Regions from separate parts of the Homo sapiens genome. Here regions 2 and 3 are each linked to region 1. A link is a loop called in an ENCODE intact Hi-C map of the cell type or tissue named here. Cell type or tissue: heart right ventricle. All regions are shown on one strand. Links, peaks and the distances in the headings refer to the core of each region. The heading gives the core; the rest is flanking DNA.

Region 1 (10,538 bases), core at 1,399-9,398:
TGCAAGCCACGTATAGTCTCTGTCATACATTCTTTTCTGTTTTTTGTTTGTTTTGTTTTGTTTTTACAATCCTTTAAAAATGTCAGATCCATTCTTGGCTTATGGGCTGTAAAAATTAGCCTGCACGAAGGGCTGTAGTTTGCAGACCTCTGTTCTAGAACAAGCATGGTGGTGAGTCTGGAGTCACATCTTATGATGCACAAGAATGTGTTCAGGGGAGGTGACCAAGTTAGGGAAGGGACTCCAGGTGAATTTCTAAGAACAATAATGATTGGAGGCATTGGTTACTTTTAGCCTAGAGAAGCTCAGACTCTTAATGACCTGATCAATGGCTTCAGATATTTGAAGGACATTCAGGTGGTTTGGAGATACCCTTGTTTTGTATGTACCCAAAGAGAAGAACAAAAATCAGTGAGAAAAAGCTCTGGAACAGAGACTACAGCTGCATAAGGACATTCTCATGATCACTTATCATTTATGGAACCTTTATTCCCAGGCATTGTTCTAAGCACTCTACATAGATGGTCTCACTTTATCGTCAACAACCCCAGTGGGTAGGTACCTTTCTTACCTCTACTTAATAGATGAGAAAAAGTCAGTGTTAGGAGGTTATATAACTTGCCCAAGGACATTTTGCTACTAAGTGGTAGGGCCGTAACAACTCCAACTCTCTACCATCTCCTTGCATGTGACTTGTGAGGTAAGATATATAAATAATTTAGCAGCACCAGGTACATAGTAAGTATTGTTGTTGGCAATAATAATAATGATAGTCCCTAGGAAGTACTATGTTTCTCATCATGGTGGTTGTAGTTTTCTATGGCTGCCATAACAAATGACCACAAACTCAGTTATTTAAAATAACCCATTTCTCTGCTTACAGTTTTAGAGGCCAGAAATCCAAAATCAAGGTATTGATAGGGCTATGCTCCCTCCGGAGGCTCAGGGGAGAATCCATTCCTACCTCTTTCTGCTCCTGGTGGCCTCTGGCATTCCTTGGCTTGTGGCTGCATCACTCCAATCTCAGCCGCTGTAGTCACGTTGCCCTCTAGCCCGTCTCCTACGTCAGTCCTATAAGGATACTTGTGATTTCATTTAGGGCCCTCCTGGATAATCCAGGATCTCTCCTCATCTCAAGATCATTAACGTAGTCACATCTTTTGCCATATAAGGTGAAATTCAGTTTCTAGGGATTAGGGGGTAGATATCTTTGGGGGCCAGTAATTAGCCTATCACAATGGTATCTAAGCATAGACTGGATGACCACATGCTTTTCTTTCCACTATTAGAAAAAAAAACTTCATAGAATTCTATGATTTACAGTATTGGTCAATCATAACACCTATCTTTCCCTTGTGGAATTTTTGTGTATGTGAAAATAGAATATTTTTAAAGCCTTATTTTATTTTTAATTGACAGATAACACTTGTATATATTTATGGGTACAATGTGATGTATCAATATATGCATAGTGTACATTATGGAATGACCAAATCAGGCTAATTAGCATATTAATCACCTCATATTTACCCTTTCTTTGTGGTGAGAACGTTTAAAATCTTCTCTTTTAGCTATTTTGAAATATACAGGACATTATTATTATTAACTGTAGTCACCATGCTGTACAGTAGGGCACCAGAACTTATTCCTCCTATATAACTGAAACTTTGTTCCCATTGGCCAATGTTGCTCCTTTCCCTTCCCCCCGCCACCTCCTCCAGCCTCTGGTACCACCATTCTACTCTCTACTCCTATGAGTTTGACTTTTTAAGATCCCACTTATAAGTAAGCTCACACAGTATTTGTTTCTCTGTGCCTGGCTTAATTCACTTAACATAATGTCCTCTAGGTTTATCCGTGTTTTCACAAATGGCAGAATTTCCTATATGAAAATAGAATATATTTTTAACAAGATATCAGTTAGAGGTAAAACTTATATTTTTTCAAATACATAGCCACAGTCCAACACTATTTATTGAATAACACATTCTTTCCTCCACTGATTTAAAATTCAGTTTTTATTACTTAACTACCATGTAGTAACCATTATAGCTAAATTTGTTTCTTGACTTCCATCAATCCACTTTGTAGGCTTCTTTATTTGTACTATACCATTTTGTTTACTGTAGCATTAAAGTATATATTTCTAACTGATGAATTGTCCTCCTTTATTATTCTTTGTGAATTTTTTTGATCAATGACTCTTTTACTGTTTTTGTTTTGTCATCATCTATTTCAACCTAAAAAAAATCCTTATTTTCATTTTAATGTGGTCTTGGGAAGAAGAGGAAACAGATGGAATTATTGGCCTGCCATAACAATCCTCTCTTTCTTTCCTTTTCTTTATCTCTCTCTTCCCTTCCTTCCTTTCCTTCCTTCCTTCCTTCCCTCCCTCCTTCCTTCTTCCTTTTTTAGTGATTTTTACCTGTTTCCATTGAGATTTTCTATTTTTTTGTTATAATTATATGGAAGTTTAATTCCAGACACATATATGTAAGAGATAGATATAGATGTGAATTCAAATCTGGAATAAATGTACTTATACTCTTATCTTTCAAGACTTCTAACAATTAAATTTTACAACTATATTCTCAATTATTTTTATATTTGACCACATATTTTGTTGGCTTTATTCATTACATTTTTTATATAACATATCTTCTCCTTTCTTGAATTTGTTATCCTGCCTTATTTGTTCCTCAGCTGGAAGAGATCTTCAAGTAACCTTAAATTTTTTTTAATAAAGGGTGTTTGGGTGATATAATTTCTGTGTCTTTGAACATACCTTTCTTTTTCATTGCATAAGAGAAATTATAGTTTGGCAGCTGGTAGAATTCTTAAATTGTAATAATGTTCCCTTAGAATTCTACAGAAATTATACCAGTGTCTTTTAGCATAGTGTTACAGATGAGAAGTATGGTATTAGTCTGATTTTCTTTCCTTTTAAGCAACCTGATTTTTCTCCTTTATGAGGAAGCTTGTCATTGTTTGTCTTTGCTCTTGGAGTATCAGAGTACATCTGGAAGTGTGTATTCTTTCAGTAGTCCTGCTGCCTAGCACAGCATTTGATCTAAGGCCTAAAGACTTTCTTCAGGTTAAGGAAATGTTCTTCTGTTATTTCCTTGATTATTGATTTCTTCTTCATTAATGATGCCTCCATCTGGAACTCCTATTAGGCTAATATTGATTGGATATTCTGGATCTCTCTGTTATATCTTATATTTTATCTGATTTTTTAAATCTCTTTTGTGTGCATGTGGTGTGTGTGTGTGTGGTGTGTGTGTGTGCGCACTTTTTGGGGAAGAGCAGTGGCATTTCAAAAGGAGCTGATATCCTGCCCCTATTCAACCTTTGGCTTCTATTATATTTGGAACAAACCTCTCACTTTCCAAAGAAGCTGTGGACCTATTTCTGTGTCCAGCCATTCTGTGTGGAGAAACTGACCATGTTCCTGATGTCCCTTAATTTGCCTTTAAACTGCTGCCTATGATTCTCCTCCAATCCTGATTCTCTGAGTTTGGGATTTTCCAAGACTGTTTTCTGGAAACCTGTACAGTTACTTCTTAGGGGTCTGTATTAGTCGGTTCTCACACTGCTAATAAAGACATACCTGAGACCAGGCAATTTATAAAGAAAAAGAGGTTTAATGGACTCACAGTTCCACATGGCTGGAGAAGCCACACAATCATGGCAGAGGTGAAGGAGGAGCAGAGGCACATCTTACATGGTGGCAGGCAAGAGAGCGTGTGCAAGGGAACTACCCTTTATAAAACCATCAGATCTCATGAGACTTATTCACTATCACAAGAACAGCATGAGAAAAACCTGCCTCCATGATTCAATTACCTCCCACCAGGTCCTTCCCATGACATGTGGGGATTATGGGAACTACAATTCAAGATGAGATTTGGGTGGGGACACAGCCAAACCATATCAGGGTCTTTGCAGAATCATGAGTTTATCAGTACTAATTAGTTTTTCCTCCCATGTCCCATCTACTTTGTATCTTCCCATATTATTCAAAATGTCTGCTTTATTGATGGCATCTTTCCCTGGTTCCCAGCATTGCCAGTGAATTTACCATTCCCCAAACCAAAAGCCCCCGTATGGAAATAGTGGAGAGTTCTGACACATCATATGGATAGATGGACCAAATGACCTTCCAGACTCATGTAACTCTGGGAGGCTTTTTCTTTAAAGCAGCATAATTAAAGGGTTGAGAAAAACTTTTACTGAAAAGGACAGAGAGATAGAGTTTAGTTTACTCAGGAGAACAGAATAAGGTGAGACTTAAATGGTGAGTCACACTAAGCCTGCTGAAGATACAGCAGGAGGGACTAAGATTAAATTACAGCTGAAGTGATTCATGTTGGTCACTACAAAGATCATTTAACCCTTAAAAAGTTGTGTGGCATCATGATACATTGCAAAGCCAAGTTACAAAGCCTCATTTTCTGGAGCTGTTCTCTTTAAAGGTAAGAGGATGGACTCGAATCACCTTCTGAATTATCGGACAGCCCTGTGACATGATTATACCTTGGTGCCTGAGATGTTAGATGGGAAATAAACAGCAGCATCTAGTAAACTCTCCTGGGGTAAAAAACAAAACAAAAAAAAAAAAACCATCTTGTTTTCACCCAGTCTTACTGATTTTTTTTTAGTGTGAAGACAGAATGTTTTTGTCAAAAACAAGTTCTCCAAATTTATAAACCTGATTGGAGACATCTTTAGTTTCTTCTCAAACATGCTGGGAAAATAGGAATGTCACTGAGACTCCTTCACCATCCCCTCGCAGCCCCTATTCCCCGGGGGGCTGGGTAGATGGAGAAGCAGGGGGCAGGGGCTGGACCAGGGAGAGAGTGACAGGCTCTCTGTGGTAGGTCTGTGCCTTGTCACAGAGCCTCCTGGGCTCAGGTCTGTGGTGGCCGCGGGAGAGCCAGCTCCACGCTGTGTGGCTGGTGACATTTCCGGCTGCCAGGGCCCAGCCAATCAGTGATGGACCCAGCTTGCTTGGGCGATGACACATGAAATATGATAATTTTCTGCCAAAGGGCCCTGGAAGAGGGGAAGGAAGAGAGTGTGTGTGTGTCGCTGGGAGGGGTCCACACAGGAGCGCCTGTGATGAGGTGGGAGGGTGACAGTGCACTTGTTTTCACGGTTTGCCTGGCAGGACTAGGCAAGGGAGGGAATGGGCTGTGATGCTGGAGCGGCTGTAGGAGCGCCCCTGTAGCTCCCGAGGTGAGCCACTGCCGCTGCTCTTAGGCGGGAACCAGCGGAGGAGCAGACAGCGCCATGCTGGAGCTCTGGGGCTGGGGTGAAAAAGAAACTGTCAAAGACATTTGCCTTCTTAACACACGTGAGCAAGGTTAGGACTCTTGTTTCTTCTCAGCGCTACCTCTTTAAAAGCCAGAACAAAACTGCAGTAAACACCATCTGGGTGGCTGAAGTACTCGAAGAATAATTTTTTTCAAAAAAATTTAGGCTGGAGGTTGTCTCTCCCCCTACCCTGTTTTTCTACCTCCATACCTCCATGCTGACCCTTAAAAGAAAAGTGAAAAACAAAACAACAGAACTCAATAACAAAATCTTGAAGAAGGGCCTAAGTCTGAATCGTAAAGACTCTAACTAAGGTTCAGGTGGTAGTTCTGATTCCTGATTCTGGTTGAAAGAAAGTATGTCTTGGAATGCGATGTGGCTCTGGATTATGTTCGACTTTAGAAATAGTGCCAGAACTATTCTTTGATTTGTGGACATGGACCCTGAGACTGCAGAGCAAGGCAGGGCAGGGCAAGGAGTGCCCGTGTTGAGCTCTCAGGTGCAGAGACCCCACTCCCTTCAGGCACTGTTGAGGCTCCCCGGCCCCTGATCTGCAGCCAGAGGCTGGTGAGGTGTGACACGCTTGCTGACAAGAGTGCCCTGTCTCGTCTGACCCGTGAACATGGGTGTTCAGAAGTGAAGGATCATAGTGTTTACATAACGTGCCAATTAGTACTGAGAAGCTCATCAGTGCAATAAATATTTATGACTTGCATTTGCATTTTTTCTCTCCACGTATATATATATAATATGTGTGCATATATATGTGCATATATATGCACATATATTATACATATATGTTGTTTTTTAAAAAGCACCAATAAATGAAATCCTTATCACTGTGTGCAAGCCTACTGTGCCTTTAGGCATGGGACTGGCTTCCTGCGCTGGGAGTGACAGCTATTCCGAAGTGATAATTGGTGTACTGTGTCTTTAAAAGGTTAAACCCCCTTTCAAAAAAGGTCTGGACTCCTAGTGGAAAAGACAAGCGAGGCATGGGTTGGCTCTGGATTCAGAAAACAGCTGCTGATTAGATTCTGTGTCTGCAGGCTGAATTTATTCCGTGTTTTTCAGCAGCACGAATTCAAGAGGGATGCTTCTGTTTGGGTTTCTGATCGTGATTTATATTTATTCAGAGGAATAACAGAGGGTGGATCTGTTCCCGGCGCGAGCATGCTCACAACCAGCCGACTCTCCCATTATCCAGCTGCCTAGTTTGGTGCTTCAATGTACATGGCTATTCCGTGTGCATATGTGTGTATACAAACACGCATGCATGCCTGGATGGACATACGTATGCACAGGTTATTTTTTAAGGACAATTCTTTCAATAAGGTCTTTACCCCTTACTTGAAACAGGTGTTCATGAAAAAAATGCACAAAATCCTGCCTGGCCGGAATAATTCATGAAGAAGGGGCTGGATCCGTGGGTCAGAGAACACAGGACCAGTTTGCCATCCCAAGGCCGAAGGTAGGGGACTCTGGGTTTTTATTCGGCGGATGGATTCCTTGCGCTGTATTTTACCTTGTGATTGTGTTTTTGCCTGAGGCCGCACCGCGAAGCAGAATAGCGAGCTGCGATTCCATTTTGTGTATGCCTTTCTTAGGCAAGGTGTCCGGCTGCCGAGACGCAGGGGCCGGCCGGGTGGGCTGCGCGTGGCGGCCAGTGCCCCCGGTGGGCTGAGCGCGCTGCTCGGCCTGGTGCTGGGGAGCGGCGCGAGCCTCAAGTGACCCCCGCGCGTCAATCACAGGCGGCGGCGGCGGCGGCGGCGGCGGGGCTGTAACCCTATGCGCGCCGTGCGCTCCAGCGCTGCTTGCAGCAGGCTCTGCTGGGCTCTGCACCCGCGCACTGGCGGCCGGCTCCATAGGAGCCTCGGCTGGGGGGCTTAGGCATCGCGTTCCGTGGCACCGGCGTTTTCTTGTGCTGCCTTGGCTGCTGCTCCGGATTGTTTAGGCGGACTGCAGTAGCCTGCTTGGTTGAGAGTGAGATTCGTATGATGCTGGCTGCTGAGACAGAGGGGATAGCTTTCTTTTTCCCCCTTAATCCTAGCCCCCTGAAAATATTCCTAAAGCAAAATCATTTCCCAACCCCCAACCTGACCCAACCAAACCCAAACCAAACTCCTATTCTATAGGGGATTCTTGCCTCCCTGCTAGCAGAGAGAGTGTCCCCTCCAAGTTATGCCCCACATTTTACTATCTTTTAAATGGAAACACTGATGGTGCCGAATGGTCCCTAATGATATTGTCCAGGCTGCTGAGGACTCCTGAGTGTGGCAGTGGTGCAGAGGAACTTGGAGGCTCGGCATTGGTTTCCTTTAACGTAGCTGGTTTGGTTTCTGTTGCAGGTCAGGAATATTTCTGTGGCTAGGCCCTTCCTTGAACTTCGGGGGCAGTGGTTGCAGGAAGAGGGTCTGCAGATCTGGTCGCTGGGTGAGCAGCACCCTGGCCCTCTTTCTGGTATACGCTGACGTTTCTGGTAGCCCTTGGCATTGTAACCACAGCAGCCAGGTGCCCACTGGCTACCTGGAGTGCTTCGGTTTTGTTAACTCTGGTGTGCATTTTGGGTGTTACGGGGGGAGGGAAGAGGAAAGAGGGAGAATGAGGTGTTTGCTGAACTGATCTGCATGGCAGTGTTCTCCAGCCCATGTTTGTGTGATTATGTAATGATCAGACGTGTGCCCAAACAGCTCCCCACCATCTCCTGGCTCTCCCCCAGACTGAAGAAGTTGGGTGCTACAGTTGTTTAAGACGTCTTTATGTAATTATGTGTATGCTGGGGGCAGGGAGAGAGTGGGGGCAAGGAGGAATAATTCTAGCAACTTAAATGTGAAGAATACAGGTCAGTGATCGTGTGTCCCTCTGAGGACAGTGTGGTATTAGCTCTGGGTCAGTGTTGATCTGAAGACCCTCCTGTGTCTCTTTCAGCCAGTAATTGCTTATCTGAACTTTCATTTGGTAATTTCACCCCTCTTGCACCCTGGAGACAGTTGGACCCAGGAGAAGGACCCCTGCAGGGCCTCCAGTTTCCCAATTCCAGGCAGAAAATGAATCCTGAAGCCAAGGTAATAGGCCAGGTCCCAGCTGTTCTTCATGGTCCTGCTGAGCAGCCAGTGTAGGGAGGAGTTCCTGTCCACTAGGGTGTCACTTGTGCTCTGGGGTTGGGCTATACTGTGGGGCTGAAGAATAGACCTCAGATGCCGTCTGAGCTGTTTGACATATGCTCTTTAAAGTTGTGATGGCTTGCAGAGGCTGGAGGCCCTTTACATAGTTGCATTTAAAGATTGTGGGAGTTTTTTGCAAGGAAGGTGGACAGCTGTCCAACTAAGACACCTGCAGGCAGGAGGAGAGGGTGGTGTGACACTTAGCTCTCTGCTTCCTCTCCACTCCATCTAGTTAAGGCACCCACAGGATACAGAATTGTTAACAGGGGCCCTCCTGTCACACCCCTGAGCGCCTCAGCCTGGGGCTGTTGGGCAGATTTGTTAATTTGATGGCAAAGTCTGGCCCCTTAAGGCTAAGATTGTTTTTTTGCCCTCAACACCCCAGTGGGTTTGCTTTGAGGGCCAACTACTACTGTGAACTCTGTGGCAGTGGATCAAGATGTGCTCAACTGGCACTATTGTTGAGCTGTCTCCGCCCATTGTGTTTAGTGGCAGCCACCCTCCTTGGAGTGGAGAAGTGTGTGCTGCCTTTGGGTCCTTGCCAAGTGAGCTGTTGAGACATTTAGTGTGTGAAAGGTACAGGCAAGAAGAAGATGCATTTAGTCTGAAGTCCTGGCAGGTTCTAGGACATGATTTGATGAAAGATAACATTAAGAAAGCTGTGTGACAACTGGATAGCATTTAACTTGTCTCTCACTCCCTACTCTGTGAATTCCCTAATGTCTTTAAGGCTCTTTTTTGCCCTCCATCCTGCCCATCAAGGAGTCCCTGACATGCTGTTCTCCATCCTGTTTCCTGTGGAGTCAAAGTGTATTTACAAATCTGCAGATGCACTAGGCGGGCAGGGCTGGAAAACACTGGCTGTATCAACAGGCAGCACTAGCATTCTGGGTCAGACTTGGCCAAAGCCCGTGACCAATTTTCTTCCTTATCTGTAAAGTAGGTGTAACCATCATAACCTTACCAAGACCACTGAACTATCTTGAGAAGAAAAATGAGATACGTTTAGTAACATGCTATGTAGTTGATAGGTATTAGGATAATACCACAACAATCTGGAACTCACATTTACATAATTTCACTTATCCAGTTGGGACCTAGATGGCAAATCAAGAGAAAGGTCATAAGTCCATGAGCTACAGTTTATGAATTTTGATCATTGGAGGAAATTTTATACCCTCTTTCAGGCCTCTGCATTTACTTCAAGTTTTAAGAGGCTTGGTTATTAGTTTGTCAAATGCACCTAGCAAATTGGAAGCAACTGATACTGTACTGTGCAAGGATTATTAAAGCTCTTTTATCAAGTATCAGTAAGAAGTAAGAGTAAAAAACAGAAAAACTAAAAAAAAATTTAAAAGGCACAAGAATTCAAGGCATGGAATTCTAAAGCTGATATGAGCATTTAATGTAAGCAATTCAGTGAAATTTTATGTATTTTGATGGATCTTTGGTACTCTGTTTTATAACATAGTAACTGATGCTCACAATGACCCACATGTATCCATAGAAGTTAAAATTATATTTTGTTCATCCAATTTAAAAAGACAGAGTTCTGAAGTATCCCCAAAAGATTTTTTTTTTTTGCATGATTCTTAGAGAAAAAACTGCAACTATCCATGATAATGGCACCTGTGAGGTTTCTGGATAGCCGGTGGCTTACTGGTCAAAATTATATTACAACTATAAAGCCCTGCTGTTGAAATTGAGAACTTTATGATCTTTTGTCAAAATTTATCAGGGAACTACTATGCTACTGTTATTATTAGTGGTTATGTTCTAACATTTAATACTAAAGAAAATATTCATGAACCTCAACCTGTCTTGTTATGATCAGGAAACACACTTAGAGTTGTTCCAACTTGATGACTTTAATTCTGGAGTTGGAAGAGACCTGGTGATGGAAAAGATGGAGCAGGAGAGGTAGACCCTACTGCTATCTGTTTCTTACATCTGTGTAGCAAATGTAGACTTACCACTACCCGGATGTTGTTCAAGCTGTCATGGCCACACCCTTATGGTAAGCAATGGTGTTTTTTCAGTTCAGACATCGTGCTGAAA
Region 2 (10,538 bases), core at 1,231-9,230, 260 kb after region 1:
ATGGAGAAGGGCTTCTGGCTTCGGGCTTGAGAAGATTGATGCCCACATCCATGAAGATGAGCAGTATGAGAGGAGGAGGATTCTGAGTCACCATATGGGAGGACAGTAATCAATGCTACTGTTTATTGAGCACCTACTATTTTGTACACTGAAGAGTTCTATTGCAGTGTCTTGTCAAAACTTCCCAGCAGCCCTTGGAGATGAGAACGTCAAGATCAGTGACATCAAGTAACATGCCCAAGGTGACACAGTAAATGTGGGGCTGGAGCCTGAACCCAGGTCTATGTGGCTCCAAGGCCCATGCTGTTATCCACAGCATCAAGTTAAGTCAGGAAGCTGGAAACACAGTTCTCAGGCTGGAGAGAAAGGATGGGAACTGAGTCTGGAGGACTGGACCTCAGGAAGGTGATATCCATAAAATGCAAACTCTAGTCTCTGTCCCAGGACAGAAGCTTCATGTGTGCAACAGGTCTATGAAGAGAGCACCTACCATACATGTGCACATGCACACACACACACATACACACACACACACACACACGCACACACACCCCAAACAGGAAAACAACCAAAGCATCTGAGTCCAGGAAAGCACAGCAATGGGGATGGAGGATGGAGAGGGGATGGTTGCTAAGTCAGTGTAAGACCTAAACATAAATAACCCAGAAGGCCCACAGGGCCTGGTTGCTCAGCCCCACCCCACCTTAAAAGTGCTCCCAACACACTGTGCTGGTCCCTAGCTCCTTGGGAGCAACAGTGGGTTCCAAAATTGTGTCTAATTTTGTTGTTATAAGCTGGAAACAAAATTCCATAGAGATAGCTTTCTAGATGGCAGATCAGATGCCAAACCTGCCCTCTGCTCTAATCTCTTTTAGCTTGTAAAGTCTCTACAGTGTGATGCTGGCTTTACAGCAGATCCAGACTGTGTGTGTGTGTGTGTGTGTGTGTGTGTGTGTATAACATTTCCGTGGAAACAAGCATTCAGCATTCTAGCCCGGGACACCTGGATCACAGTTTTCTTGAATTGTAGCTCCAGAAGTAGAATGAATCTTATCTTTCCATCTTGTATGCCCCTACTCCACCCCTCTCCAACCTTGTCAAACAGCAGTGTAACATTTAGCAATGGGATATCTGTTTACCTGTCAGTCTCCATCCATGAACACAGGCTTGTGTATTACATGTTCCCAACACAGAAATGGTGCCTGATTCATGTTTGAGGAATGCAGGAATGTGGGAAGGCCCCCAGGGCCAAGTACTGGGACTTTCTCAAGACCTGGCCCAGTTACTTGCAGGGGATGGGGCTGATAGGAAGGAACTGGCACCTGGTACCACCTGCCTTTCAGATACATGGTGGGAAAGGTGTCCTGCACCTCAACTCTGCCTTTCTGCAGACTGGTGGAGGCCTGGTCTGCAGGTGGGGGCTCACAGAGTAGAGTCGAGGTCAGGCTGGTAGCCTCGAAGCAGGGCTGTCTGCCCCCACCTTCTTTCTCTGAGCTCTGAGGCTGGAGTCCTGAAGACCTTCTGGCTTCCAGTGAGAATTGGCACCAGAACTGAGGTGGGGGCTGAGTCTTGAAGTGGGGACAGATGGTTGTGGGAGGAGCTAGGTGAGGGCTCCCCAGCTGACACTCCTGGCCTGGGGAATGACTACCGCTGGAAAGGCCTGCATGGCTTGGAAGGCTCAGGGGCATCCAGTCTGACTGTGTCTGGTACAATGAAAGGGCTTGACAAATTGCATTTTCCTTCATCCTTCCCCTCCACCTCATTAGGGCCAGCTCAGGACTCCGTGTTTTGGGGGGTTGGCATGGGGATATCCCAGGCTCCCTGATGGCTGCAGAGGAGTTTGTCAAGAGAAAGGAGGAGACAAATCCCAAGCCATCCCAGTCTCCTGAGCATTCAAGCCAGTCTAGCTGAGAACCCCGCCTTTCATCCCAGCCCCCAGCCAGGGACCCTAGGACATCAGCCACTGTTCTGGGTTGGGTAAATTCTCCCCCGTCCTCTGGTTAGTTTGTCTTAGGATTTGCCCCTCAGGACCATTCATTCACTTAACAAACATTTGTAAACTTATCAGTCCTGGGAGGGGAGAGGGATCAAGATGGAAAGTTCCCTGAAGCTCCCAGTCTGAGGAAGAGGAGGCCCCCAATAACTGACTTCAATGTGAGGTGATGGGCAAGTCTGTAGAGGCAGGAACTATTGAGTTGCCTGTGGCATCATGGAAGGTGACCAAATCCATTGGGAGGGTCCCTTGAGGCCAGGCCACCTCTCAAAGGGGAGGAGGATGTCATTCAACTTGGGGCAGGAGCAAGGCTGTCATCTGAGCCTGTGTGTGTGAATGATAGAAAGTCACCCCTCAGGGCATATGAATTATAACAAGGCACCCACCTCCTCTGCCTGGAGTTGCTTTCAGACAGAAAACGGGAAGCAGGACAGTGGGGGCAGGGCAGGAGTGGAGTGAGGAGCAGGAATCTGTCCCAGGGGGCACCCCACCCCAGTTGCCCTGCTCAAGAGAAGGACCTGTATCAAGGGCAGGCTTGGATTCAGGGTGTGAAGGACAGCTGGAGGGGGTGGAGAAGACATTTCAAAGGGAAAGCCTGTATGAAGACCTCAAGAAGTGGAAACTGGTGCAAAGTGGTGCGTGTTGGGGGTGGTGGCTGGGCAAATGGCAGGATGGGCTGAGCTCTGGGAGATGCAGCTGGTCCGTGGGGCCTTGCATGCCAGATCAGGAAGTGTGGTCCTTCCCTTTGGGGCTTTGTCAGAAGGAGGATGACCCAATTAGAGCTGGGATTGGGCCCTGGGAGCTGATGGAAGTTGAGAGAGACTGGGGTGGTGGTGATCCACAGAACAGCTGGGCAGCTTGGCAGCTGGTCAGTGGGTTTGCAATCGTGTACGTGAGTGTGCAGACCCATGTCCAGCTGCAATCACACCTGCCTTGACTCTCTGCAAGCCCTGGAGCCATAGCTTCCTCCTCTCTGCCCCTAGGAATGTAGTGCCTCTTAGAAGGTGGGGGTTCCCTCCATTAAAGCTGGGGGTCTGGGAGGAGTCTATTTGCTCTGATCTGGCTTTGGAGGAAGGGTGGCAGCTCTATCAGAGGCTGTTGTATAAAGGCACACAAATGCCCAAGGTCACTAATCCGCCCTTTGGGCCTAGAGAAGTTGAGGGCATGACTTTGGAGCCAGAGGAAACCTGGAGCCTCCAAGGATCCCCCTGGAAACTTGGGTCAGCATAGTGCTTAGTTCCCCTGTGGGGCCTCAAACTTTCATGACCCTGAAAGGGAGTGCTTGGTTAAATTCTGCATCCTAGGCACTTAACTTACCTCACTCTAGTCCTGGCTTAACCCCACTCTACACCCCCGACCCCCAGCTCCATTGTCTCCTCCTGAGGCTGTTCCTGGAGTCAGCCAAACCCAGGGCCAGCCCTGGTTCCACTGTGGCAGAGGGTTGACCTCTGCCAAATAACCTCTGGTGGGCATCAGTGAAATAACAGATCACGGAGAGAGATCTCAGGGTCCTGGCCTTCCCGCAGACCTGTGGAGGCCTGGCTGGGAACTGGCTCAAGTGTGCTTGATCCTGGCCAGAGCAAGGACCAGAGTGACTCAGGCCCAAATCCCGAGATCCAGCAGCTTCTGGTAAAGTCAAGCCATTGGGAAGCCCCGGGGTGTCCCCCGCCCCCACCCCAGGCCTGAGCCCAGGGAGGCCCTGGCAGGCCCGCCCCGCCCAGAGCTCATTAAAGCGGATTCCCGCCTGGGGAGGCGCGGGCTTCCCGGAGCCCGGCTGGCACCCAGGGGGAAGGCGGGGAGCGCACACTTTGGGGACGGCGATGGACTCCCGCTGGGCCCGGGTGCGACCAAGGCGTGGCGCAGAGTGGCAGGGCCCCGGCGGCGGCGACAGGGGCTTCCCTGTCTGCCCTCCCTAGAGGGCCCAGGAGGAAAAGACAGCGCCGGAGCCGGGGCGGGCGCGGAGGGAGGGGCGGCGCCCGGAGTGACACGGCCTGTCACCGAGGAGGCCGGCGCGCAGACCCTCCCCGCGGCCGCCGGCAGCCAGGGATTCCCCGGGCGAGGAGACCCTCCCCTGGCAGCCGCCAGCCGCGCCCGGGCCCATCTGCGACCCCGGCCGCGAAGGCATCCCGGGGTGGCCAGCAGTGAGGCCGAGCGGACGGGAGAGGCGCCCCGGGCCGGCGGCGGGGTCCCCGTGCTCGGCGACAGGAAACTCTGGGGAGTGAATGGAAAGAAGTGGGTGGTCCGGCCCCTGCGACTTCCCCTGACATCACTGCCCAAATAAGGAGCTTCCAAGCGGCCGCGGGGCGGCCCGGAGCCGCGCCCGCCGCCGGCGCCCGCCCGCCAGCCCGCCCCGCGCCCACCCCGCGCCGCGTGGGCCGCCAGCGAGCGCCTGGGGCACCGCCGGGCGGAGCCGAGCCGGGCGGAGCCGAGCGCGCGGGCGCTGCCGAGCCGCGCGGAGGCCGGGCGCGCAGCCCAGCGCAGCCCAGTCCAGCGCGGCGCAGCCCAGCCCAGAGCAGCGGAGCCTCGGCCGCCCGCAGGTAAGCAACGAGCGCCCCGCGCGCCGCGCCCCCGCCGCGGCCTGGCAGCCCAGGGACCGGGCACCGCCGAGCGGGCGGCAGAGGGACCGGAGGGAGCCGCGTCGGTGGGAGAGGGCTGGGCGCGGGCGCGCTTGCAGTAGTGCGTCGGTGCCAACTCCCGGGACCCTTGGAGTGAGGGGCCCCGGCTTCTTCGCAGCCTGCGGTGGCCTGATGCACGCGCTCTCAGCCAGCGTTTTCCAGACACTACTTCTGTCACCACCCTAGGGCGACACAAGCGTTCCCGCGTTCACACACTTCTCTGGCACACTCGCGCCTGGCACGGCCGTTGGCGTGCACAGCCTCCTGTGTCCAGCGCAGACTCTCACCCCGGCGCGGCGCTCACCCCTCGCACCCACGCATACCGTGGGACACGGCACACCCGGCGGGAGCTGCTGAATGGGTTTGGCAGCCCTAGCTTCCCCCAAGGCCATGCAGTTTCAGTCTGTCAGAGCCCACCAGCCTGGGGCTCCTCGGGGCTCATTGGGAGTGAGTTAAACTAGCATTGCTCTGGATCCTCCGAGGAGCCCCTCCTCCCGGCATAATGACAGCTGGCACTGGGGGTACATCCTAGCGGGTTGTACCTGGCATGGTCAGGAGGGTGTGGCGACTGGGAGAGATCTACTCCCACTTCACAGCCTGGATGTTTCCAGAGCGGCTTCTACTCCAGGGGCATTTCTGAGAGCACCCTCCCCAACCCCCCTTAATCAGAGCAGGGTGCTTGGGCTTCAGACAGAAGTGGTGGTGGCTGCAAAACAGGTGCAGATAGCATCAGCCTTGGCATCTTGCAGGGATCTCTGCATAGTGGCCACAGTTGTTTATCTATAAAAATATAATGTATTGATTGATGTTTCATCAAGGACATAGGGGAAACTGATAGAGCCAAATTATGGGTCTATCCCTTAGTGACTCTGGGCAGACTCGTTCGTCTCTTTCAGGCTATGTTTTATCAAAAATGGAATGAGTGTCCCCAGAGGTATGTTTTTAAGAAAGATTGAGATCACGTAAGTAAAAAATGTTTTGTAGATGTAAAGCCTTGTGCACGTGCCAGTAACTGTGGTTTGGATGATTTCTGGGCTGGTAGTTGTCATGGCTCTGCTCTGTGACTTAGAACACCCTTTCTGTTCCATCATCTGCAAAAAAGGGGTCATTAATAAGTGTCCTGTGTGCCTAGTAGCAGATTTTCCCAGTGTGTTCAGTGGATTGTTAGTTCTGAAAGCTGTTCCACCAGTAAAGGTTTCCCTGTTAGAGTAAGAATGGCAAATTGTGCAAGCTCTCTATTACCCTTTTGGCCAATTACAATCCATACTGGCAAATGAAAGGCTCTGAGAAGTCCTGCAATAAAAGACTCTTTAACTTTGTCCAACCCAGCATTTTTTTTCTAGTTGCGGGCCCTTTTCAAGTTAGTAGGCTTGCTCTCCAAGGAAACAGTGCTTCAGGGGCTACCCATAGAGATGATGTAGTGTTGTACAGTTGCAACCAAACTTTGAGAGCTAAATTCTAATTGGTCTGTTTTAATGGAGAGTAAGCAGAAGCCCAGAACAGTTAAGAGGCTCATCTGAGGTCACACAGCTAAACAGTGGCCCAAGATCACCCAGTAGTTAGTGGTAAAGCACGGACCGCAACATGACTCCCCATCCAGTGCTCTCACCTCACTGAATGACATCCAGAAGTTGAGAATTTTCCTCTAGAACCAGTCTTGCTGCTTTGTATGGACACTTTGCAGAATGTGTTTAAAAAACATAAAGAGTCAAATGATTTATTGTTGAATGAATTAAGTGATGACCAGTTACCAACTCTGTGCCTTTCATTTTGAAGACTTTAGCATGTAAAGTTCAACCACATGTGGAGCCTGTGGTGAAGAGCTTGGTAATGGTACCACAGTCATCTCTCACACATGCACACATACACACGTGTGTGCACTCTTACACACTCAAACACCCACTTGTACACACAAGTTTGTTCCTACACGTGCACACACCCACAGCCCACTCCAACTCACTCACACATGCCATCCTGTTCACTCATTCGCACACACAACCCTGCTCCTCTACACACACCCACTCCCATGCACTCTCACTTATGCGATCCTGTATACTTGTTCATACTCACACATCTGCTCCTACGCACACTCTCACACACACACATTCATCCCATTGTGTTCTAGGCTGCAGCTATGAGGTAGTTGTGGCAATGGGGATGTCCCCTTGTCCCCGTGTCCCCAGAGCTGGTGAGGGGGTGCCTGGCACTAGCTCCCCAAGATGAGTACTGAGCATGTGGGAGTGCTTTGCAGGGCCAACCCAACGCCGCATTTCCTCCATGTCTCCCAGTTTCTTCCATTTTCTGCCATATTTGTGGATATTGGCCGACTATTGCTTGGTTGCATGTGATGGGACAGCCACAGCTCTGGCGTCTCCTGTGCTGTTTGCTTTAATCAATGTCAAAGCACTGTGAGGGCAAGGACCGCAGCATCTAGCAGAGAGCCTGGCATAGAGGAGAGGGTCAATAGCATTTATTGAATGAGTGTCTGCCAGATGCTAGGATGGCCATGACCCAGGCCAACATCCAGGGGGACTTGATGAACATGTTTGCTGAGTGCCTGCTGGGCCCTGGGCACCATTCTAGGGACTACAGCAGTGAAAACTGTTTAATCCCTTCTTTCAGGGAGTTTGCATTCCAGTGGGAAGAGAAATAATGAATATTAATGGATCAGATAAAGCTAAGTCGTCATATACACTCTGAAGAAACTCAAACAAAGCTGTGTGATGGAGAATGCCAGGGAGGAATGGGAGAAGCTACACGTGGGGGCCCAGAGAGTTCTCTGAGGAGCTGACATTTATCTTGAGATCTGAGTAATAAAGAAGTGACAGCCTTGCAAAGCTTTGGGGAAAGAATATTTGCCATAGAAGAACAGCAGGTACAAAGGCCCTGTAGCAGAAAGGAGCTGGGCTAGGGACCAGGAAGAGGCCATACTTGCAGTTCGCTGCTGATATTCTTGCCAGCACCCTTTGGAGGGGGTAACTGCTGGTGTTTGATCTGAGACCTACTTATCTTCCTGGTTCAATCACTAAAGCCCAACAGTGCATCCTGGGCTTTGTGGGGCGGGGCTGCCCTCTAGATCTGTCCATCCCCAACCCCTGTAAATGAGGAAAAGGTCAGACTTCTAAGGACCCTCTTAGCTCTACCGTTATAGAATTCGATGCTCTGTTTGCAGGAGGTTTTTAGGAGACAATTCAGGTGGTCCATCTGGAAGGATTGTGAATTAGTTGTGCTGCTTCCATTATTAATAACCATGATGTCATACATCTGTGCGGTTCCTGATCGGCTGCAGAGCACTCTCCCTTATTATCCTGTTCACTCTGTGGACTAATCTGCCAAGCGGGGGATGGGATGGAAAGAGTGCAGACACTGCCACACACTGCCGCAGGCTCACCCAGGCCACTTCACCCCCTTGAGCCCCTGCTTCCTCCGCTGCAGAGCAGGATCACAGGAGAACCTGCCTCCCGAGGCTCATGGGGGGGGTGAAGTGAGAACATGCACTTTCAAGGCCCGGGGGTGTAGCAGGCACTTGGTAACTGCTGGTTCCTGTTTTACAGATGAGGAACTCGGAGCTAAGAGGGATCATGACTTTTTTTTGTCTGCTTCTGTGTCCCTAGTCTTCCCAGCCCAGGACTCTGGGTCCATAGTGGGCTTTTAATAACTATTAGGTTGAGTTGAGTTGCCTGTGGTCAAATAACTGGTTTGAGCTAGGACTCAAACCCAGGACTTTGGGCTCCAAAGTCCTTTTTATAAACATCACGCTGTTTGGGAATAATTGCCATTAACAAAGACAAACCTTCACATGCATTTGTGGATGAGTTATTGTTGCTTGGTTGAGAATCTTAGAATTGGAAGGTCTCAGCGGTTTTGAGTTGTGATATTCTTTGTAAACCAATTAACAGATTTCTTAAGAAACATTTTCGAACCTTCCAGAAGAGGGTGTAGTTGTGAGAAAATGGTCTGAGAATTGACAGCAGTGGTTCTTAACCAGGGGTGCCAGGTGCTGTCACCTGAGGGCTTTGAACAGAAGAGCTCCAAGTTCCACCCTGATTGTCTGATCAGAGAGTCTGGGGACAGCATGTGGGCATGTGGAGAAGTGCCCTGGTGCTAGATGTTCTGCCTGGGATGAGAAGCCCAGCCAGCAGGAGGCCCAGGAAGTCAGGCAGGCCTTCCATCTGCCTCCCATTTCCATCTGTCCTTGGCTGTGGCTCCGACCCCCTTGTCCCGGACCTGCAAAGGCCACATGGTAGGAGCATGAGCGATGGCGTCCCACAGACCGGAGTTTATATCTCCTGCTTTCTAGCCCTGTGCCTTTCCTATTTGCTTTGCCTCTCCTAAACCTCAGCTTCCTGATCTGTGATGTGGGAATGCTCACACTTACCTACAGGGTGACAGATGTCTCATTAGATACCTGTGCCTGGCACTTAGTAGGTGAACCATAAACAACAACTAGTTTCAGTTGTTAGGATGAAAAATTACTGAGAATAATAAAAACTGCAGTATTTGTGAATGAATCAGCTGCTCCCAAAGGGGGCAACAAAATAGACCAATTTGCCCCAAACACCAGCCTTTGGGAGGAAGGTACATTCCATGCCATAAACATCAGTCTTTGGGTGAAAGAATTACCAGCTCCGCCATCTTCCTAAACCTCTTCATTGCATAACCATTGCTCCATGGAGAGCTGAGGGCTGAATGGGGACCAGGGCCAGCATCACTTCCCATGCCTCTGACATCGATGGGCTCAGAGACGAGGATGTGAGCTTTGGATATCAGTGTGAGTTTAGGCTTGTGCTCACCTGCATCAGCCTGGTCTCTTGCTCCTGAGGCCACCGTGTGGGTCAATTGGGGTGTAAACACCCGGCTTGTGGGAGTGTCGGGAGGTTGTGCTTCTCACCTTACGCTGTCATTTATTCATTTATTCAACAGTGGATTGGTCCTTCTGGGGGCTCAGCTCTGGGCTAAGCACTAGGAGAGAGTCTGCATCCCCAAGAAGCTCAGAGTTGAGCAAATCTACCACCCACAAGCCACGTGGCCATGTGCAAGTTGTATTTCCTCTCCAGATCTCAGTTTCCTCATCTCTAGAATGGGATCATTCTGGTTACTTCCCCAGAGGAATATTTTGTTGTTTTTAGGGACCCAGCCCAACAGGCTCTGGAGTGCTGTCTAGGCCTTTGGGCCTCTGATGGAGTGGTCGGGCAGGAGAACAAGGGCTTCCTTACCAGGAGGAACTTGACTCTGATGCTGGTCCTGCCCTTTTCTCACTGTGTAATTTGCTGCATTTTTAAGTTCTCTGTGTTTCATTTTCTTCATTTATAAAATGTAGTTATAATGCCTTCATTTCAGGGCACTGTGAGTGTTAGTTGAGATGAGCATGTAAAGTACCTGGCTCTGAACAAATGCAACCCCCGTTTCCTTTCTGTCTGGCTCTTAACTCTGCTGCCTGGTGCATTGCTGCTTTGGAGAGTCATCTCAGCCCATCAGTGCCCAAGTTCAAATACCCAGGAATGGTCAGGGGTGGGCAGACAATCAGATTAGAGCTCCAGGTAATAAGCACGTACGTGTTCCTTGGTGAAAGGCGGGCATGGGGAGATGGTTCCAGCCCACAAAGGAATTGGGGCCAGGGTATGGAGCTGGGAGTCCTGGGTTCTGTTCCTGGAACTGCCACTAACTACTGTGTGTCATTTGCCAGTTCCCTCCCCTGTCTGAACCACAATGTCCTCAGCTGCAGGCTGGCCTGAGGGATCCCCTGGGTTTCTTCCTGCTCTGAGAAGTCCATGGGCCTTTGATGTGCAAGTGCTGAGTGAATACAGTAAGGAAGTGAACTGGCTGCGTGTGGGGCTGTGGGGATTTTACCAGCTTTTTCTAGCCTGGACTCTGTTGGAATTGATTATGTGAGGAGGCCAGCAGACAGGCTCTGGACAAGGAAGAGACTG
Region 3 (10,538 bases), core at 1,667-9,666, 72 kb after region 1:
TTCCCCCATGCTGTTCTCATGATAGTGAGTTCTCGAAATATCTGATGGTTTTATAATTGTTTGGTAGTTCCTCCTGCTTTCATTCTCCTTCCTGCCACCTTGTGAAGAGGGTGCCTTGCTTCCCCTTCACCTTTCACCATGATTGTAAATGTCCTGAGGCCTCCCCAGCCATGCAGAACTACGAGTCAATTAAACCTCTTTCCTTTATAAATCACCCAGTCTCAGTATGTCCTTATAGCCGTGTGAGAACAGACTAATAGAACCTCCCTGAAACTTTCCTGATTCAAGAAGATTCTAGCCCTCATTACATCATAGCAACATTGTCAGAAATCCAAGAATTTGCCTCTGATCCAGACAACCCAATAAACACAGCATTTTGGAGCCAGAAGAGAGCTGGGCCAGTCTCTGTTTTCTTGAAGAAGACCTCCTCCAGCCTGCTCACTTTATTCCCCACATGCCTCCCACCCTGTTTCTTTTCAGGTAATGAACTCTAAAACACAGCCATTCGTGGTGGGGACGTGAAGTCTCTGTTCCCACCCAGACTGTGTGCTGCTTGGTGGCAGGAACTGGCTGCTGTGTTTGTCTTCCCAAGGACAACTTTACACAGTTCTGCGTGAAATCTGTGCTCAGCTGTAAGTAGTTAGTAGCCAGTTGCTGGAGTGAACTGAACTCTTGGAAGAAAGGATAAGAAATTACTGTTTGCATGAGACTTGTCATTAAGGTTATCACTTAAGGAAGAGTGGAAACAGTTTGGGAGTAACTGGGTCAGAGGAGGTGATTTCTGTAACATGAGGACACCTTATAGCCAAGAGCCTCGTTGCCTGGAACATTAAAGTTTGGTCAATGAGAAATTGGCAGTGCAGCCCATGAAGACTGAGAAAGGAGACCTTCTCCAATCTTGGGAATCCATCCAAAGATCCCAATACCATCCACCCCACCTTCTTGGCAAGGGAAGAAGTATAGGCCCTGCTTTTGGGAGTGGAGTGTAGAACCCACCCTAAGGACATGAAGAAGCCAGGGCCTGGTCATAAGAGGGAAGCTGGCTTCTCTGATATTCCTGTCTCTGGGATTCTGGCCTATCCAAAGCATTTGGGCCAAAAGTGAGGGCTTCCGGCTTGTTTCTTACACCTGCCCCTGGCTCAGGGCCGATGACGGTGTCCCTGTGTCCCTCTGTGGCCTCTCACAGTGGTCTTCTCCTGGGCTTCCTGTTGGCTGCCCTGCTCATGGCTGTGCTGTGGCTGCTGGCAGCCCCACGGGGCTCTGAGGAGCCCATGCCAGCACCTTAGGGCTTCTGCTCTTGAGCCGGGGCTCCCACGCAGCAGCCTGGGGTCTGAGAGTGCTGGTAGAACTAAGGAAGGCAAAACAGCAAGACTGAATGGAGATGCATGCCGAGAAATTTCACCTATTTGGATCTCTCCAGAGCCTATGTGGTCTTATCAATAATCATTTAATAGCAACTTATATTATTTTACTATTTACAGAGAGTGTCCACATATGTTAACTTCCTTGATCCTCACAAACACCCTATCCCTTGGGTATTTTCTACCAGCCCCATGAGGCTCAGAGAGATTTACATGACTTTTTGAGGGTTTGAACCCAACTCTTTGGTCTCAAAAACATCTCATTCCAGTACACCTCATTGCCTCCCAAGCCCTGTATCCAGGAAGACCTGACTCACCAGCATGCTTTCTGTGCGAAAGGACACCAGAGCTGAGAAGTAAATCGACACCACCCCCAATCCCTGCAACTTCCTCTTCTCTGTCCTGTCATTGAGAACACCAGCCTAAGGGCACGTTTTTCTCCTTCCACGTTCTATTAAAGCTCAGTAGTCTAACTCCTACTATTGAAAATGAGAGAAACAGGAAGGAAAGTCTCAAATTCCAACTTTGGAAACCACGTTGAAAGAAGGTGCTCTCATCTGGACATGATGGTTCACGCCTGTAATCCCAGCACTTTGGGAGGCCGAGGCTGGCAGATCACGAGGTCAAGAGATTGAGACCATCCTGGCTAACATGGTGAAACCTTGTCTCTACTAAAAATACAAAAATTAGCCAGGTGTGGTGGCACGTGCCTGTAGACCCAGCTACTTGGGAGTCTGAGGCAGGAGAATTGCTTGAATCCAGGAGGCAGATGTTGCAGTGAGCCAACATCATGCCACTACACGCCAGCCTGGCAACAGAGCAAGACTCTGTCTCAAAAAAAAAAAAAAAAAAAAAAAAAAAAAAAAGAAGAAGAAGAAGGTGCTCTCTCATCATTCTTCTGTACATTCATTTGTTCATTAGACAGATATGTATAGAGAATCTGCTGTGTCCCAAGCACTGTTCTAGGTGCTGCGGTTATAGTGGTAGACAGAAAGGTAAAGTTCCTGCCCTCTCGAAGCTCACATCCTACTTTCAGGGGGTAATGAGCAAGTAGATGATGAACAAATGTTTTATATAGTTCTAGGGCTATAAGGAGTGTAGAGAAGGCTGATGAGATGCAGTGTAACTGGCAGGAGGGGAGTGAGAACTACTTGGGTAGATGATCAGGAGATACTCTGCAAGAGGAAACATACAGAAGGAGCCTGACATGAGAAAACTGGGGCAGCAGTTTTCCAGGAAGAGGGACCAGCACAGGTCCAAGTTGAAACTCAGAATGGAATTTTAGGAAATTATATTCTTCATGATGGTTAGATCCTGTGGGCTATCATCACTGCAGTTCAACAATGTGGTGCCTAGTAGGAAGAGTTCTCCCAGGAACCCTCCACGTGTGCTATGGGATTTCTGAGAAAACCAGTTCTGAGTTCTAGGCAGTGGACTCACAGTTGAACTTGGAGGGAACCAAGAATTGCTTCCATCATAGCCTTACTAAGAAATGACCATGGCATGGCCTGAGTGCTTCGGCATGGAGGACCAGAAGGGGAAGCCCTAATTTGCCAGTTGCAGACTCTTGAGCCTTGTGACTCTAATGACGACAAAAATTAGGAGATTTTCTAGGACTCCACGTTTGCGATTTTGAGAGTAGTGCTGCTGGGGTTCCTGGTTTGGGTTCTATTGATTGTTTCATTGTTTCTGTGTGCAAGTTACCCTCTCTAAGCTTAGTTTAATTAATATTATATTAAGTGAGGTAGTTAGATTATATGAACCCTAAGGCTCCTTTTATTCTTAACCTTAAAATAAAAACATTTTGTAAACAGTTTTTCTTTGTGTGTGTGGTGGCCTTTTCTGTGCCTCTGCTTTGGATGAGGTTACAGGGCTGAGTGCGAGTGAGTCATTAGTGGTTCCTTTGATATAAGACAGGTGATACTATTGAACACTGTTGGTGGTAGACCAGTGGTTCTCAAAGTGTGGTCTCTGGACCAGCAATAGCTGGGCTTGGGAACTTGTTAGAAACTCTAGCTGTCAGCCTCCACCCCAGACCTACTGATTAAAAAACCGTAGGAGTGTAACCAAAACTCTGTGTTTTAACAAAGTCTACAAATGATTCTGATGCATGCTAAAGTTTAGGAACCACTAGAGTAGAGTATGTGCTTTAAGATTTGGGTCTACCGGCCAGGCGTGGTGTCTCATGCCTGTAATCCCAGCACTTTAGGAGGCCAAGGTGGGTGGATCCCAAGGTCAGGAGTTTGAGACCAGCCTGGCCAACATGGTGAAACCCCATGTCTACTAAAAATACAAAAATTAGCTGGGCATGGTGGTGCATGCCTGTAGTCCCAGATACTCGGGAGGGTGAGGCAGGAGAATTGCTTGAACCCAGGAGGCAGAGGTTGCAGTGAGCCGAGATTGCGCCATTGCACTCCAGCCTGGGCGACAGGGCAAGACTTGGAAAAAAAAAAAAAAAAGATTTGGGTCTACCACTGATGGATCCTTACATTCCAGTCACTGTCATGGTCACAGCAAGTAGTTGCATGTCTGTGCAAATATTGCAATAAGATGTTTATTCAGCTTGGCTTGGTGAACAGTCCTGTGACTCTAAAGCAGAAAATGTTCCTGGCCTGTGCTAGGACTGGACCCACACTCTCCTCCTTGGTATTATGTCCCATCCACTCCTCTAGGTGAGCATCTGCATGGAGGAGGGGTTAGCAAGGAGGCAGGCTGCTTCCAGAAGTTGTGACAGAGTGCTGTTGGATGTGCTTCTGGGGAGACTGATGTAATTGGAGAAGTTTGTGCATGGTTAGTTTCCACACATTTTTAAAGTATGAAACTGTCTTGGGTTTCTAAGTCCTTGGTAGATATATCTGCGTGCATCTGTCGTGAAGATCAGTGGTGATGAAAGGTCTCAGGTGCCATAGAATAAGCAATCTGGTGACCCTGCTGCACACTGAGTTTAGAGTTCTGATTCAGTTTGGTTTCCCTTATCTAAATGTCCACTCGTGAACTAGAATGAGGTGACCAGATGGTCCAGATCACCCAGGACTGCCCCGTGTTTCCCCTTCCTGTCCCTCTCAGTCTGGTGTCTCGGATTTGTTCCTGTGTTGCCCACTCCTGCTGGATCTTGTCCAGTCGAGGGACAAACGTCCTGAAGAATGGGAAGAAAGGAGGTTCTGAAGGCACAGATTCCAATACCATGCCAGAGGTTGAGGACACTGGTGCTTGAAGGGAAACTGGCACACTCTGGAGCCCCAAGAAGAGCTGGAGCTGGAGGCATGCGGCCCACGAAGGGTAGAAGTAAGTTCATTTCTCTGGTAGGGCTTAGGGGAGGGGTAGTCACAGGTAGGGCTTGGGATGTGGGGCTGGGATGGCTCCTACAGGGCCAGAAGGCAAAGAAAGGGCAGCAGATGGGCACAGCAGGGACAAGGGTGTGGTGAGGAATCTGACTGCTCCAGCCCAAGCTGGCATGGCCTCTCTGCTCTCGCCTTCTGCCCTCTTTCTGTAATCTTTCATCTCTGAGGATGTTGGGCCATTCCTGGGTCCCTCCTTCTTCCTGCAATTCTCTCTACCCTTCCACCCTGTTGCCCTCTCCCCTCCCTCGCTTCCTATTGTGTCCTGCCCACTGCCGATTCCATCCTCCTTATCTCATGTCTATCCATGATTGACATGATGGAAATGGCACAGTAGAGTCCAATGGTGATAAGCACTCTCCGTGTTTGCAGGTACCAGCCATGACCAAGAGCCCTTCACATCATCTGGCAATCCATCCAGAACCCACTGAATGGAGGACAGCACAGCGAGGTCTTTCTCATTTTGTAACTGCAAAAGCTGGAACAAGAGCCAGAGAAGCCAAAGAAGCAGTACAAGTCCAACAGCTTTTAGAATAACCCTGAGAAAATGGTTGAATTTTGACCAGTTTTGCAATTGGATACTATGAGAAGAGACCTTCCCTCCTGCACTGGATTTCATCATCATACCTGGAGGCCATTCCTCATGGGACTTTGGCCATCTCATATCCACCTTTAAGCATGTTATTCCCATTTCAGCTGTGGTAGCTCTGGGTATCCTTCCCTAGGAGAAAATATTAATCTTTTCTCCCTCTGAGTTCTGGATTAAACTGTCTTATCTGAAACTGGGTCACTTTAGGCTAGAAGCACCACTAGACATTCCTGTTCTCAGAAGTTGCCAAGTTCATGTCATATCTGTTTCATTGTTAACGGGATCCACTTCTGCAAGAGGCTGCCTGGCCAGATCAGTGTGTCTCCTGGTCAGCTCCTTGATGCCCTTCTCCTCTCCCCTGCCCAATCCCAGCTGAGACTTGCACTGTGGTGACTCTGTCCCCTCCTGGTGCTTTGACTGGATGTGTGAGAGAAAGTATGGTCTGTGGCACTGACATCTTTGTGTGTTTGGAGGTGACTGGAACACGGATCCACCCCTGGAGGAAGGTGGCCGTGAAGGAGGCCAGCCTCAGCTCAGCGTTCTACTCTCATCGCTCTTACTCCCGCCTTTTTAGTGCCTGCCCTACTCCAGGATAATTGTGCTTTTCTTTTTTCAGTTAAATGTTAGCATTGCTATTTTTCATTATTGCAAAGCAGCACATGCTTGTTACAAAAACTTTGGAAGTGTAGACAAATAAAAAGAAGAAAAAGCTACTTCCAAATCCTACTTACCCCAAAGACAAGATGATCATTTAGTCATATAGTATCATACATATATAATATGTACACATATATTTTAATGTAAGTGTAGTGTCACAATATCATGTATAGTCTTTCATAAAACACGTTGGCACTTAATATCTTATATGAACAACTTTCTAGAGCAACAAGCTTAGTTTACAGCAATTGTAATGTAAGAGTACTCATTTACATAGCTACAGCATCCTTTGTTTACCTCATCTCTTATGGTTTGATGTTTAGGTTGTTTCCAACTTTTCTCCACCTAAACAGCATTAATAAATGTGGTTTTAGTTTCCTCTTCCTATGACTAATTATTTCCTTAAGATGAATCCCCAGAAAAGAATCAAAAGAAAATTTGCAAAAGTTACAAAGATGTCAAAGTATGGAGCCAGCATTAACTGCTCAGAACCCAAATGCATGAGAGACTAGGTTGCTGGGAAGGCCACATATGCCCTTTCCTGGATGCCTTTATATAGCCACACTTGGGTGGCTCTGGCTTCCGTTGCCTTGCCTGGAACAGGGAATACCCATGAATGATGACTGAGGTGAGCAGGCAGTGAATGAGGGAGTGGTGTTGTCTCTTTGGGGTTAGTATGTGGCTATATCCCATGAGTGCTCATTGGATGCTGAGAAACAGTCATTTGTTCATTCTTTCATTACCCATCTATGGAGGAGCCGCTGTTGCAAGGCACCAGGCAAGAGGCTGAGAAGACAAAGATGAATTAAATAGGGACTTCATTCTTGGGAAGATCACAGCCTGGCAAAGGCCAGTGACTCATCACACACATTTACTTCACAGTGTAGTAAGAGGAAAAACAGAAGTTCAGTAATGCATCTCAGGGCAGAAAACTTGGAAAAATCTGAAAGTCCCAAGGAAAAAATATGAAACATCACATAATCCTCTGGCCCATTCCTCACAGCGAACACGTTCAGGTGTATCCTTTAGGCTATGAGCCTGGCTTGCTTGTGGTCATCCTCACCGGATACAACCTTGACGGCATTGCCTGTGTCCTGCATTGGCACCTCTGGTGACCTGGCACCATCTTAGACAACTTCCTCTGAAATCTATTAAATGAAAAATCCAACAGGAGTTAACAGAATGAAAGGTAAATGGATTCATGAGTTGAAACAAAGTCTCCATGTTTTATGTATGTAGGGAAATTTGCATTAATTCATATCCTTCTGCACAATGGAAACTTTTTCAAATATTTCATTGTAAAAGTAACATGCACATTTCAGAAAATTGGGGGATGAGAGAAAAGGAGAATGTTACCATATTTCACTATCTAATCCAGGGCTGACAGCATTCTAGTGACCGTCACCCTGAAAAATTTGTATTAAGATGATGTGAGGACGAGAGCTGAGGAATGAATGTTATTCGTGCGTTGGTTTTTCCAGTTTACTTTTTATTTATTATTTCTTTTTGAGATGGAGTCTCACTCTGTTGCCCAGGCTGGAATGCAGCGGCGCAATCTTGGCTCACTGCAACTGTCTCCCGGGTTCAAGCAATTCTCCTGCCTCAGCCTCCAGAGTAGTTGGGACTACAGGCACCAACCACCATGCCTGGCTAATTTTTGTATTTTTCATAGAGATGGGGTTTCACCATGTTGGCCAGGCTGGTCTTGAACTCCTGACCTCAGGTGATCCACCTGCCTCGGCCTCCCAAAGTGCTGGGATTACAGGTATGAGCCACCATACCCAGCCTCCAATTTTATTTTTAATTAAACATACTTGACAGGTAATTACATTCATATAGTTCAAAATTCAAATAGTATAAAAGCATATAGAGTGAAAAGTTTACATGCCCAGCCATCTAGTTCCCTGGGACACCTAGTGATATCAGTTTAATGTGTATCCTTCTAGAGTTTTTGTGCCTATAAAACCATATATGTATATAAAACATGAGTTTTTAATGGAAGGCTTGGCAATATTATTACTGAATGTTCTAAGTTTAACCTAAACTATCCCTGTTGTTCCTAGTGGCAGGCCTGGGGTATAGGTGAAGAAGAGAGAAAAGGGCAGAAAGAGGCGTGTGTGTGTGTGTGTGTGTGTGTGTGTGTGTGTGTGTGCGTGTGTGTGTGTGTATAGGAGGTGTGTAGGTGGTTGTTGCTGATGGAGACAGTGAAGGAATGAGCACTCATTTATCCATTCTACTAGTATTTATTTACTGAGCACCTATTATGTGTCAGACACTATTGTAGACCCAGGAGATAGAGGAGTGAACCAAAACTCTTTGTCCTCATGGATATTATTTAAAATGGAAGGTGGTAGAGAATAAACATATTGTAGTCTCTTAGAAAGTGATAAATACCATGGAAAAACTTAAGTAGGGTGCAAGAGATGGGGACTATCAAGGGAAATTTTCAAGTGAGTTGTCAGGGGAGGCTACATAGAGAATGGGGCCTATGAGCATAGATGCGAAGGAGGTGAGGGAGTGAGCCCTGTGGATGCCCAGGGATGGAGCTCCCACAGAGGGAAGAGGCAGTGCAAAGGCCCTGTGGCAGAAGCTTGAGCCCTGAAGGCCTCCAGCGGCCCTCTTCTCCCCTCTCCAGGCTGTTCCTGGTGACCTCTGCCCCTGGCTGGCCTCCCTCAGGACCCAAAGAAGCCCAGGTCAGCTGGTGTGTTCTAGGTATAGTGCTGAGATTATTCTATATGAGATGTTAGATTTTCCTTTCTTTATATTTTGATCCTGATGTTTAATGTTACTCCTTCAAGATAATTCTATGCTTTGGATGTTAGTTTAGTCTGAATAAGGGGAAAAGCGGGGAACATTGTTGTAGAGGGTGGACTAAGATTGAGACTTGAAGGTCCTAGATTTTACACCAACCTTGGCACTTGTTTTCAAGCCTTTTGAATTGAGCACATTATTCAGCCTCTATGGTTTGTAGTTTCCCCACTTAGAAAATGAAAGGGGTGTACTTAAATGGCTCTAGGGCTGTCCCCAACACTGTGGTTTTCAAGCCCTGTGACCCTGCGAGCAGTTAAGGTAAGAAGCGGCATCGGATGACGTCTAGCGATACTGCTGGGGAGGAGAAGGGCGCCTTTGCCTGCAGAGGACTCTGTGTGCATGATAACGTGTGTTGCTACTTGTGTCTCCCTCTTGGACTAGAAGAGCTCAGGTTCATCCTTAAAATAGAACATTCTATCTGAGTAAGTCCAGAATCCCTGATGTTCACAGAGGAGATGCAGCAGCACTGTTCATTGCGTTCTTCTCCTTGTTAGTTTAGTGTGCTGCTCCCTTTCAGCCCTGAAGGGGTTGTTGTTTTCCATGCCCCTTGGCTGAACTGATTCTCAGTTTGCAGTGGAGGTGGACTTGGTGGGGCTGGGTCTCCTTCTTTTGTTCCTTGGTGTCAGAGGCTCCCTCCCCTCTTTACTATCCTCAGTTTGGCTGCCTGAAGTCTTTCATCCACCCTGGTGAAGCAGGCAATGAGAGGAGGGAGTGTGTCATTGGTATCAACATTGTCCCATGTGGAGCAAAATCACTGTGAATTTAAAAATCAGGGAATTGAACAATGAGAACACATGGACACAGGAAGGGGAACATCACACACTGGGGCCTGTTGTGGAGGCCCCACACACGGAGGGGGGAGGGATAGCATTTGGAGACATACCTAATGTTAAATGACGAGTTACTGGGTGCAGCACACCAACATGGCACATGTATACATATGTAACTAACCTGCACATTGTGCACATGTACCCTAAAACTTAAAGTATAATAAAAAAAATCAGAATGTGTGTAAAGGTGTGGGGGCAGAGTTGGGGCCTCCAGAAATTTCATTTAGAGGGAGAAATGTTAAACATGAATAGAAGCCTTTTCTCTTTTACTTTTAAAGGGTGAGTCACGTTGGCTGTAGTTACTTTCTTCCTTATTCCTCAGCATTTCCTCTGTTTTTTTTTTTTCTTAAACTACCCGTCTTTAGCACTCCTAGCTGCTGTGAAACAGGGCAACAGAAGAGTGGCTTCTGGAATTGGGTTTCACATTCTTTACTGGAGTTTGTGGGAGGATGGCGTGTTCCCTAAGCATTGCGGAGGAAATACTGATGCCCATGCATCTTTCATTGGAAATGGGTCCTGAAATGTTTAATTTGTTGAAATCAACTTCTGATTTATGCTATTTTCCCAGGACCTTTTAAAAATATATGCACAAAAATCCCTCTGTTACTTCTTACATTTCGTGTGATGTCCTTTGTCTCCATCAACTGTTGTAGAGAGAAACTGTATTTGGAATATTCATAACAAGTCTATCGCTAATTATCACTTTAACAATGTGTTATGGAGTGTATCCATGCAGTCATCTGGGAAGGCGCATATGCCGTGAAATGTGGGGATTTGCTGTGTACTGCTTGTGCCTGCTTTTAGCGTTTCCTCAGGTCTTAGGGAGGAAGTAGAGGTGCTTGGTAACGGGGAACGGAGGGGAGGACTTCACAGCTGAGGGCCTGCATCCTGCATTCCTGTCCTCCCAGCAACAATTTCCAGGGTACATTGCTTTTGAGCGTAAGAAAAGCCT

Evidence for each region. A loop is a pair of places that touch in the nucleus more often than their neighbours do. Peaks named below come from ENCODE experiments on the same cell type or tissue, not always from the same donor. Only the 100,000 strongest peaks of a DNase experiment are listed, where the experiment ranks them.
Region 2: it touches region 1 in a loop (1.9-fold over the local background); 6 of 110 quality-filtered maps call a loop at or near these places.
Region 3: a loop joins it to region 1, with 2.6 times the contacts of the local background. A loop is called at or near these places in 6 of 110 quality-filtered maps.

Annotation. Positions count from the first base shown.
Region 1 is chr1:41,914,662-41,925,199 of GRCh38, reverse strand. HIVEP3 (HIVEP zinc finger 3) reads left to right here and starts at 6,278. Exons shown (of 9, transcript NM_024503.5): 1 at 6,278-6,787. RefSeq lists silencers at 6,947-6,996, 7,048-7,342. In heart right ventricle, for the core only: a CTCF peak has its summit at 6,295; a DNase peak (open chromatin) is centred at 4,979; H3K4me3 peaks cover 3,327 bases; H3K27ac peaks cover 2,124 bases.
Region 2 is chr1:41,656,126-41,666,663 of GRCh38, reverse strand. All of the region lies in intron 2 of HIVEP3 (HIVEP zinc finger 3), which reads left to right. Among named protein-coding and RNA genes, the nearest start is that of EDN2, 180 kb to the right of the region's middle. RefSeq lists a silencer at 3,682-4,561. In heart right ventricle, for the core only: no CTCF peak of the experiment used is centred there; DNase peaks (open chromatin) are centred at 2,457, 3,753, 4,243, 8,043 and 2 weaker places; H3K4me3 peaks cover 1,771 bases; H3K27ac peaks cover 2,084 bases.
Region 3 is chr1:41,842,979-41,853,516 of GRCh38, reverse strand. The region is part of intron 1 of HIVEP3 (HIVEP zinc finger 3); the gene reads left to right. Among named protein-coding and RNA genes, the nearest start is that of HIVEP3, 71 kb to the left of the region's middle. In heart right ventricle, for the core only: a CTCF peak has its summit at 5,687; a DNase peak (open chromatin) is centred at 5,647.